Linked DNA regions of Mus musculus: region 2 is linked to region 1. Evidence: chromatin contacts called from ENCODE Hi-C data. All regions are on one chromosome and are shown on one strand. Each heading gives the region's core, a stretch centred on a gene start or an enhancer-like site at or near the end of the contact. The rest is flanking DNA. Distances are from core to core; before and after follow the strand shown.

Evidence for each region. A loop is a pair of places that touch in the nucleus more often than their neighbours do.
Region 2: a map of T-helper 2 cell shows a loop between it and region 1 (2.4-fold over the local background). The contact joins the enhancer-like site here to the promoter of Dnajc25 in region 1. A Hi-C loop is called at or near these places in 2 of 37 maps with a recorded cell type or tissue (T-helper 2 cell and v-Abl transformed pro-B cells).

The regions. Positions count from the first base shown.
Region 1 is chr4:59,000,177-59,005,316 of GRCm38, reverse strand. It overlaps Dnajc25 (DnaJ heat shock protein family (Hsp40) member C25), which reads right to left and starts at 2,124. Exons shown (of 4, transcript NM_001033165.3): 1 at 1,760-2,124. The coding sequence starts at 2,086.
Region 2 is chr4:59,329,346-59,334,485 of GRCm38, reverse strand. Susd1 (sushi domain containing 1) reads left to right here. Exons shown (of 17, transcript NM_001163288.2): 13 at 1,453-1,549; 14 at 4,765-5,023. Among named protein-coding and RNA genes, the nearest start is that of Gm35578, 50 kb to the right of the region's middle. Within about 2 kb of position 2,670, at least 1 of the 3 ENCODE cell types and tissues checked has a DNase peak (open chromatin) inside an H3K27ac peak, as active enhancers do.

The DNA of each region.
Region 1 (5,140 bases), core at 875-3,374:
GGAACTTGCTTTGTAGAACAGGCTGGCCTCAAACTCAAGAGATCCACCTGCCCCTGGCTCCCAAATGCTGGGATTAAAGGCGTGCACCACCATGCCAGACAACACACTTTATAACTGCCTAGAAGCCCCTTGGCCTTGAGTGGACACATTGTTTTACCTAGCTTTTTTATTTTCTGATAAATCAGTTCTAAACTTTAGAGTAGAAACCTTTAGAAGCAACAAACCAAAACAACCAAACAACCAAAACAACCAGATTAGACTTTGGAAACAGTGTCCCTAAGAAAATAGCATAACTATTTTGAGTCCTAGGAGTACTTCCATTGAGAATGTCATCTGCTGGCACTACACTTTAGTCCTGGCACTTGTTCTCAAAGTTCTTATGAACACCTTTACCATTCCCCCGCCAAACCTACCCACCCATCTCTTGCCCCACAAAACCTAGGCGAAGGCGACAGTTGCCAGCACTTCTGCTCCTATCTGTCCTGGCTCTCTCAGCAGAGCCCCCAGTGCACCTCGAGGCCCTTGGAAGGTCGGGCAGCATAGAACCACACGTTCCTCAGCAAACAGTTTGGGGTTCATGTGCTGAGTGGTTCCAGGGGGAGCAAGTTCTTTCTGGTTTTTTTGAAGCCTGTTCTCTCAATCACTCATTCCTCTAATAATGGGGACTAAGCCTTCAAATTTCTTTCTAACTGCTCGCCCATACCTCAACTGAGTGCCAACAAAAACTGTACTCTCACTAGCTGGTGAGAATTTAGTCAGTGAAGTACAGTCTTAATAGCTCCAAACATCAAACTGCTCTAAGCCTGAAAGAAAGGGAATTTGACTCCGAATTGCCAACTCTGTAAAGCTAATCTGGAGGACTAATCCACCATTAATGGTAATACAGCTATCCAAAGTAGTCATTACAAGAAGGCTGGAAAACAAAACAACAACAACAACAAAAACCTAGGAAAGAGACACAGCTATGATGGAAACACGGCTATGACTGACGCTGCAGTCTTCCGATGGGGCTCTTGAAACAGAAATACCTCCCTCAAGCATGACATAACAGGTGATTTTTTTTTTTACATATACTGCAGTAATCAAAGAAAAGGGGGTCAAGCTAAATCCTCCTACATGCACAGCAGGCAATAAAGCCTTTGTCAGATCACTACACACGTCCAAAAATTATTTTCCTACTAGGAATTCTCAATCTTCTGCCCCAAGTCAGAAACAACTATCCAAGGTCACTCAGGAGTTGTCAGAGCCAAAAGTCACAGTCCAGTTTTCGGACTGATAGTTCGCTGTTTGTGTGTGTGTGTGTGTGTGTGTGTGTGCGCGCGCTTCTAGATAAATGTCATTATTGACATTATCCCAGAGGCCAAACTTCTGTCCTATCAAATTGGCATGATCAGTTGTTAATACTCAGTATTTCAGACTTTTCTGTTCTATGTCCTATCTCAGATCCTAGCACTGACAATCACCCTGCTTTCCGAGCATGCACCTCAAGTAACCAGAATGCTTTTTACACCAAAAATAAAATAAGTGCAAAGCTTTGCATAACAACTGTCCAAAAACAGAACTGGCTGTCCTCCAAAACTGTCCTCGAGGAGGTGGCCATGCTGGCTAGCGGGCCAAGGTGGCTCATTCCACGGCCACGTGGGAAACGTGGACCTCCTAAAAGTCCAGGCGGCAGCAGTGTGCTGGGGTCGTAGAGGACCTGATCACCCGGCTAGGAGACCCAAATCCCCAGCCACCCATCAGCGCCCGCGAGCCTCACCTTGAGCGTCTCGTAGGCGGTCGCCACTAGCAGGAAAGCCTCGGCGCTCGGCGGCGCGCCCCCGGGGCCGTCCCCGGGCTCGGGCCGGTAGCGATCTGGGTGGTAGCGCCGGGCCAGCTGACGGTAGGCCCGCGCGATCTCCGCCTTGCTGGCCGAGCGGCTCACGCCCAGCACCTCGTAGCAGTCGCGCGTGCCGCAGTACAGCCCTTCCACCAGGGCCTCGGCGGGCCGCGCCAGCAGCGGGACCAGCAGCAGCGGCGCCAGCAGCAGCCATGGGCGCTGGCCGGCAGCCCCGGGTCCCCCGCGCAAAGCGAGCCGCGCCGCCATCCCCGCCTCGCTCGCCGCTCTGCCAGCACAGCGGCCGCGGCTGCTCTCCTCGGCGCCGGGCTCGGCCCCGCAGCCCGGTCCACGTCAGCAGGCCGCGCCTGTGCGCAGGCGCAGGGGGCGTGGCGCCGCAGCCACTTCCGTCCCCGCGCGTTGCTAGGAGAGAAGGACGCCTTAGCCTCGGGCGGCTTCTGTGTGTTGTGGAGCCTGGTAGTCTTAGTAGCTCAGCGGTCTTTTCTGAGGCAGGGGTAGGTGTCTGTCTGTCTGAAGCGCTCCTAGCCGCCTAGTGCGGCACAGTCCACACGCAGGACTAGCCACACGCCACCTTCTCGACCTCGCTACTTCATCCGCTGCCGTAGGAACTCTGGGCACTGGCATCCTGTCTCCAGGCCTGGACATTGCCCCCCCTCTAACCCAAACTGAAGATGAACTTAGACAATTGCACTGTCTCTCTCCCAGGAGCCCTGAAAGACCGTGGCCTTTTTGTTCTCTGTTTCTCTGCTTATTTATATTTTAGAGCAAACAATTATTTGCCCGGAGGATGTAAAACGTTTAGTAGTACCCCCATACGGTCCACAAAAGTGCCTGTAACACCATTATCCCTAATTGTGACAATCAAAATACAGCTTAAGATCTTGCAAATGCCTCCAGGGAAATCAGGAGGTGGAGTGGGGAGAGGACGTGCTCCATTAAGTTTAAATTTCAGATAAACCACAGTTTTTAAATGTGTAATTTATTTGTTGCTGTGACCAAATACCTGCAAGCAGCAACATCAAAGATGAAGGATTTATTTGGGTTTAGGGTTCTAGGGAATACGGCCCCCACAGTCCAGAAGGCCTGGCAACAAAGTTGCTAGTTACACATTATCTGAAATTAGAATAAAGGAATGAAAAGGGTGCCAAATTTATTTTCTCCTTTTTATTTGATCCAATGCCTCACTATGTATGATGGTGATGTGTCCATGTTGTTCTTACCTCAGTTACACCCTTCTGGAAAACAGCCTCACACACACTCAGAGATGTGTTTCCATGGTGATTCTAAATCCAGTCGGGTTGATAATGAATGACCAGTATATCCCACATGACTGACTTTATAGTTTCCCAGGTCTATGATGGCAACTGGCTAACAACTAATAGATAGGGATCTATCCATTGGGATTGGTCTGTACACCAAGTGAAGATTTGATAGACAATGTTAGATATTCAGGAAGAATACAATTAAATTTTTCTAGTATCAACATGGACTTTAGCCTCTATAAACCTCAATTATTTCATTTCAAATAAATTCAAAGTGAGCCAAAATACCAATACCTCTTTCAAGACGGGGAGTTTCTATTAATAGTCACATTTGCAGGTTTGACGAGTACTCACACTGTGGTGGTTTGAATAAGAATGGTTGCCACAGGCTCCGATACTTGAATGCTTAGTAGCCAGGGAGTGAGGGGATTCTTGGTAAGACTTGAGAGAGATGGTCTTGTTGGAGGTAGGCTTTTGAGTTTTTCAAAAGCCCACATCTGCTCCCCCTCACCCCCACTCTCTCTCTCTCATACACACACACACACACACACACACACACACACACACACATACACACACACACACACACACACACACACGGGGGGGGGAGAGAGAGAGAGAGAGAGAGAGAGAGAGAGAGAGAGAGAACTAAACCTGTGAAACTCTAAGCAAGACTCAATGCCTTCATTTATAAGAGCTGTCTTGGTCATGGTGTCTATTCACAGCAATAGAACAGCGACTAAGACAGCTAATTCGGACCACTGCAGGATGTCTCAGAATTAAAATTTTTCAAAGTGTAACCAGACGGTGATGGCGCACCATACCTTTAATTTCAGCACTCAAGGAGGCAGAGGTAGGCAGATCTCTATGAGTTTGACCATAGAGTGATCTACAGAATGACTTTCAGGACTGCCAGGGCTACACAGAGAAATCCTGTCTCAAAAAAAAAAAAAAAAAAAAAAAAAAAAAAAAAAGTAAAATAAAAAAGTTTCAGGGGCTGGTGAGATGGCTCAGTGGGTAAGAGCACCCGACTGCTCTTCCGAAGGTCTGAAGTTCAAATCCCAGCAACCACATGGTGGCTCACAACCACCCGTAATGAGATCTGATGCCCTCTTCTGGTGCGTCTGAAGACAGCTACGGTGTACTTACATATAATAAATAAATAAATAAATCTTTTAAAAAAAAGTTTCAAAGTATATATATATATGTATATATATATACACACACACACACACACACACTTTGGCTGATCTACAGTTACAGTTGTACACCAAGCTAGCCTTAAATTAATTTGTGGCAATCTTACCACCTCTGCCTCCTGAGTGCTAAGGTTAAAGCCTGAGCTATCCTGCCTGTCTTTTTTTTTTTTTTTTTGATGTGAGTACACTGTAGCTGTCTTCAGACCCACCAGAAGAGGGCGTCAGATCGCCTTACAGATGGTTGTGAGCCACCATGTGGTTGCAGGGAAGTGAACTTAGGACCTCTGGAGGAGCAGTCAGTGCTCTTAACCACTGAGCCATCTCTCCAGCCCTTATTGTTATTATTTTTAACAGTATTTTTTAGAAGCTGGCTTGAACACTGTTTTGAACTTCTTCCTGGTGATATTTATCATGTGTACCTCACTGCAAGTTGACTAATAACTGTCCTAATGATGCGAGAGACATGGTTAGTAGTGTGGAAACAATATCAATTTCATAGCTAGCACTATTTTTTAATTTAGCCAGACTTGTATGAACATAATCTCTTTGGCCTTCTCAACACATGCCCACTTTTTATGAAGAGGGAAGAGTTGTAAGTGATGTGCATCCCTGTAATCCTAGCACTCAAGATATAAAGATAGAGGATTGAGATATTGAGTCTAGCCTGGGCTACTTGGTACAATCTTTTTGAAAGAAAGAAAGAAAGGAAGGAAGGAAGGAAGGAAGGAAGGAAGGAAGGAAGGAAGGAAGGAAGGGAGAAAGAGGTTAATTTGTATTTTACCCTATTGTTTTTGAAATCCATCCACCTAAGAAGGAGAAAATTCTCCCTGTGTTAACTGCAA
Region 2 (5,140 bases), core at 1,421-3,920, 330 kb before region 1:
ATGTTGAATATGTATGACAGTTGTAGGCGTGGCTTCAGACCTGCCTTGATTCCATCTGCCTAGTGAGTGGAGGGTGCAAGTGAGCTGAAAGCATCTGCCCTGTGATCAGAATGACACACTGATGGAACCACAGGGGCCCAACAGCCAAACACAGTCCTTCTCATGAATCATTCAGACAGACAGCATTCGGGAACTCTCTCACCGTCTTTTGGAGAGGTAGGGACAGCAAGAGAGGGAGAAAATGACTGTCCGTACATATTGCCCACCCAGTAGCTTTGCTAGGGAGCTTCCCTAAGGTGAGACATGGACATGTAGACTGGTGCCCGGTCTGTCCTTACGATGTCCACGGTCAGGCTGTTAGCTGGAGCATGGAGATCAGGACGTAACCTGGAGCACTGAGAGCAGGATGTAACCTGGAGCACGGAGATCAGGACATAACCACCAGTGCTATAGCCCTGGGGTCAGTTTGTCAGTGTATTTTTCTCCCAGTGAGCAACTGGGGAATCCGGTTACCAAGGGCTGGGAAGCAGAGAGGGGTGACACACAAAACACTGTGTCTAGGAGGGATCCAGAAGTCTGACATGCTGGTCTTCTGTGCTACGTGAGTCCTCGTTCTGTTGTTATAATAAAAATGTGCAAAGCTGGATAGGAAAGGGATTTCTTTAGCTCACACTTTAGGATGCTACAAGTTCGAGGTGGGGCTACTCCGAGAGTTTGGCCGCAGGTGAGGGCCCCTTGGTGGATGGCTTCGTAATGGATTATTTAAGGAAGGGTCCATGTGCCTTGGCAGTAAGCACAACCAGGGTGGGGCCGATCTTGTTCTCGGTGACCAGTTAGACCTTCCACCAGACTCTGTATCTAAAAGGTTCCTTTTGCGTCATCACCCTGGGAGCAAAGCTTCAGACGCCTGAAGGTCTGGGGAGACACCCTTAACCCATCTCCAAACCAGAGCACCTACCAAATAAGATTTTGTCTCGCAAACATCAAAACCCGTGGTTGACGTAGCAAACACCAGCACCCTGTGGGTGCTGGACCGTGTTCATCACTTCTTTTTATTATGAACAGTCATGTAACGTAAAATGTAACATTAGCCATTTTTAAATAAACACTTGATTAGTGTTGGGACAGTCACTGTGTTGCACAACTACCACCACTACCTATTTTCCAATATTGTTCTATCACTGCATACAAAAGCTTTCAGCTTTAAGCAATGAGCCCAGTTCCTTGCCACGGCCCTCAGCTCATGGCCACTGCTAGTCTGCTCGCTCTGTGAATTTGACTAATCTAAATGTTTCACTCAAGTGAACTCATAGAACATTTGCCTTTTTGCTGTATGTATATTCCAGTTTCGAGGTTACAAACTTTCATGACATCCTGGAAAACCACTTTTTTTGTGCTTTTTACTTGATCTGATCGCCCCCCCCCATGTTTTCTCCTTCTTAATGTTTGCAGAGCCCCCACTTCCTGAAGTAGACTTTTTCACTGTGCGGGGAAGGCCTCTACCACGCTTCACGCTGAGGAAAGTCAAGGAGATAAATGGACCTATCAGGTGAGTACCTGTCTTTCTCCACACAGTGGTCCCACTATGTGAGTGGGAAGGCTTCCCTGTGAGTGGCTGAACTTGGGTAGCTGGAGCAAAGCAACTGGACCTCTTGCTTTGTTTCCCAGAACACATAGTGGGCTTGCCATCCCAGTAGCATTCTTCCCAATGAAGAGTGAGACTTATAAGGGACCAGAGACAAACATTTTGGGCAGCATAGTCCCTTGCATGCACGTCCCATGGTACAACCTTTAATGATGGTGATGGTGGGTCACAAGGATTGATTGTCTCATTTCCCAGAGACAGAATGTCTCCTTGCGTCAGGCTGATCTTGGAGTGTGTGTGTAGTGGTTTCAGAAAAGGTCATTTGGAGAATTCTTTTTAATCTGTTCACATATTGAGTTATATAGGCAAGACACTATGTAGTTAGTGACCAGCTGGGATTCCAGATGGCATTGAGATGGGATTAATTTACCTCTGTTGGAGGACTACATTGTGCTCAGTTTTGCATTTTATTTACAAAGGTCAAGGGAAGATTAGGGAAGTTCAGTCAGTCCCTGTTCTCAGACAGGAAGATTAGCATTGGCCTGTGGATGGGAGCCAGGGCACCAGGTCTAGGAGCTCGGGTGTGCATGACCTGACCTACGTGGCCCTTTATCACTCTCAGCCCTTCAGTGTAATGGCCCGTTCAGTGCAATCAAGGTATAAATAAATCTGAGATATTCTAAAAGAACGCAAAGGCAAGCCTGGAGATACTGTGTGAGTATCTATTTGTTATAGAACAGGCTGCCCTGCTTTCAGACTGCGTTAATTTCAAGTCTTTTCAGGGATAGACATTGCCCATACAGCTCTGTTGCTTGATTCCTGGTAAGTTACTGGAAAGTATTGTAATCCTGTTGCTGTAAGGGGAACAGAAGCCTGGCATCACTCATTGCCTGAACAAATTTACAAGAGCAGATGTGATACTTAAGCCAAATAATTGCGTAAGGCAAAAAAAGAAAAGCCAAATGACAGCCTGCCCTGGTGGCAGTGCACCAGCCGATGCCTTCAAAACAGGAAGTGGCGACCTGTGAGTCATGCGGGGAGGGCACTGGAAGTGGGGAGAAGTTCTTGCAGGCTGGCCCGGTGGTCAGGTTCCAACCCACTGCCGCTGCTCCCTTCACGTCAGTCACCCGGGTTATTTACCAGGGTGTGAGCTGTGCCGGTTCCCCAGCCTGGCTGCATGGCTTGAGCTGGAGGCACCAGCTTTGCCAGGCCAGAGTCTTTTGTGTGAACCCTGGCCTGGAGCACAGAGAGCTTAGGCAGAGAGTCAGGCCTGCCCCTGGACTCCCTCGAGGCTAACGTCTCTTACCTTACCAGCTAACAGGAATCAGCTGGCATGCTTTATCAGCAGTCAACGTTCCCAACTTTGGTCCCATAGGTTTGGGGTGGGGCCTGGGGATTTCTATATTTACCAGGCTAAATAGAAAGCTGCTTCCTGCCCTGTGAACAGCACCTCTAATGGGCAATGTACAGAATCAACGCGGTGCAGGTGAGCCATGAACTCCAGTTACCTGGCAGGTTGAGTCAGTGTGGGGCTTCTTGCCCGTGGCCACTATACCTCCAAGGCCCCAGAAAAGCTGTCCCAAGTGTTGCCCAAAGGCAGCGAAACTCAATGTTTATTGATTTGTTACTGTTTTGTTACTCTGCAGGTTTTACTTAATCCCTTTTGTTCAGAGTCCTTTCTGAAAGTAAGCCCAGGCTCTGTGGAAATCAGGGCCCTCACCTAACATGGCTGGGTACATAGCAGGTGGCTGGAGTCTTTCCAAATACAACAGCTAACGTGGGGGAGGGCCCTCCCACAACAGCTAACGTGGGGGAGGGCCCTCCCACAACAGCTAACGTGGGGGAGGGCCCTCCCTCCTTAACCAAGTGATTCGTGTGCTTTTAGGGAGCAGGAAATGGGGCATTAGCAATGTGGAGCAGGAAGCCCAAAATTGGTGGTAAAATAGAATTATGTGGCCTAATGAGTTTTGGAAATCACCCTAATCACATTTGGTATTAGTCCAGGCATTTTTTTTTTCTCAATTGAAAATTCAACGCAACCAACATTTATGAGGAGTTGAATATAACTGAAGAAATGTGAAAGGGGAGGGGGCAGGGCGGAGAGATGGCTTCGTAATTAAGAACACTGGCTGCTCTTCCAGAGGACCTGGGTTCAATTCCTAGCACCCACAGACAGCTTACAACTGTCTGTGACTCCAGTTCCAGGGTACCTGACATACATGCAGACAGTACATCAGTGCACATAAAATAAAAATTAACAATTTTTAAAAGGAAGACATGTGAAAGGACCTGCAGGTACTAGAGGCAGTCCTGTAACCCCACCCCCAGCCCTGTTTTCAAGGTCAGTAGAGATAGGACATGTTCATACATTATGATCCCAGAAGTAAAGGCTGAGCCCACAGGCATGGAAAGGGAGGCATGGTTTGACCAGGTGCACTTCATTCCTCTGTTTCTGCCGACTGGCTGCTTTTCTCTTTGGAAGATAGATATTACTAACTTTACACCTGAGTGTCAGTGCCTTTCTGTGTCCTTGTTTAAGGGACATTTTCACCGGATCCATAGGCTACTTTACATTTTCCAGGATCTTGTCAACCCAGATTAACCCACGGTGACATTTTACTCCTGACCGCTCATTGGTTTGGCGTGAACTTTGGTGTCGGCTTCGGAACGGCGGGGAGTGTAAATCATATGACTTTTGTTTTAAGTCACCACATGACTGTCTGGAGCCACTCTTCAGGCTGAGCACATTCATTCCCGTAGGTGCTAGGCCTTCATGTGACTTTTAAACCCTCCCCACTGGCAGGCTTTATTTGCCCGTGTGACACACTGCCGATCAGATCCACCATGTGACAGACACAAGGTCGTGATACACTCACCCGTTTCTCCCACCGAGGGAGCCTGTGCTTGGCCCCCCTGTGAAGCTGGGATTTGGCTGTCATCTGGCTGTAGGTACATATGGAGGTCCACAGTAGTTAGAACTGCCAGACACTAAATCCTGTGTAGCCAGCAGTTTTTCTTGCCCAGTCTGGTGAGTTCAGTAAACCCGAATACACAGACTTCCAGACAAGCGGCCCATGAACCTTATAACATTTACATCTGGTCAGGGGCCTGATGATGAATAGGATCTCTGTTCTTCACAAGGCCCCTGCCAATCTCTCTGCTTTTTCCCCCTCTCCCAGTTCATATCAGGTGTTGGTCCTTCCCCTGTCCTTGCAAAGCACATTTTCTTGTGATTCTGAAGGCATGACTTCATTCTTTGGCAACACTTCTCCTGCTGACGGATATGTGGCTGCAGAAATCCTGGCCAGTGATGTTCCAGACGACACGTTGGAGATATCTATTGGAGACAGGCTCTACTATGGGGAATATTACAATGCACCTTTGAAAACAGGAAATGAGTACTGCATTCTGTTACGGATCACAAGTGAATGGAATAAGGTAGAGTTGCTTCAACGATGTTCTGACCTCGGTATTTTCCTTTACGTATGAGATTTAAATTATTTGCATTTGGGCTGGAGAGATGGCTCCGCAGTTAAGAACACTGGCTGCTCTTCC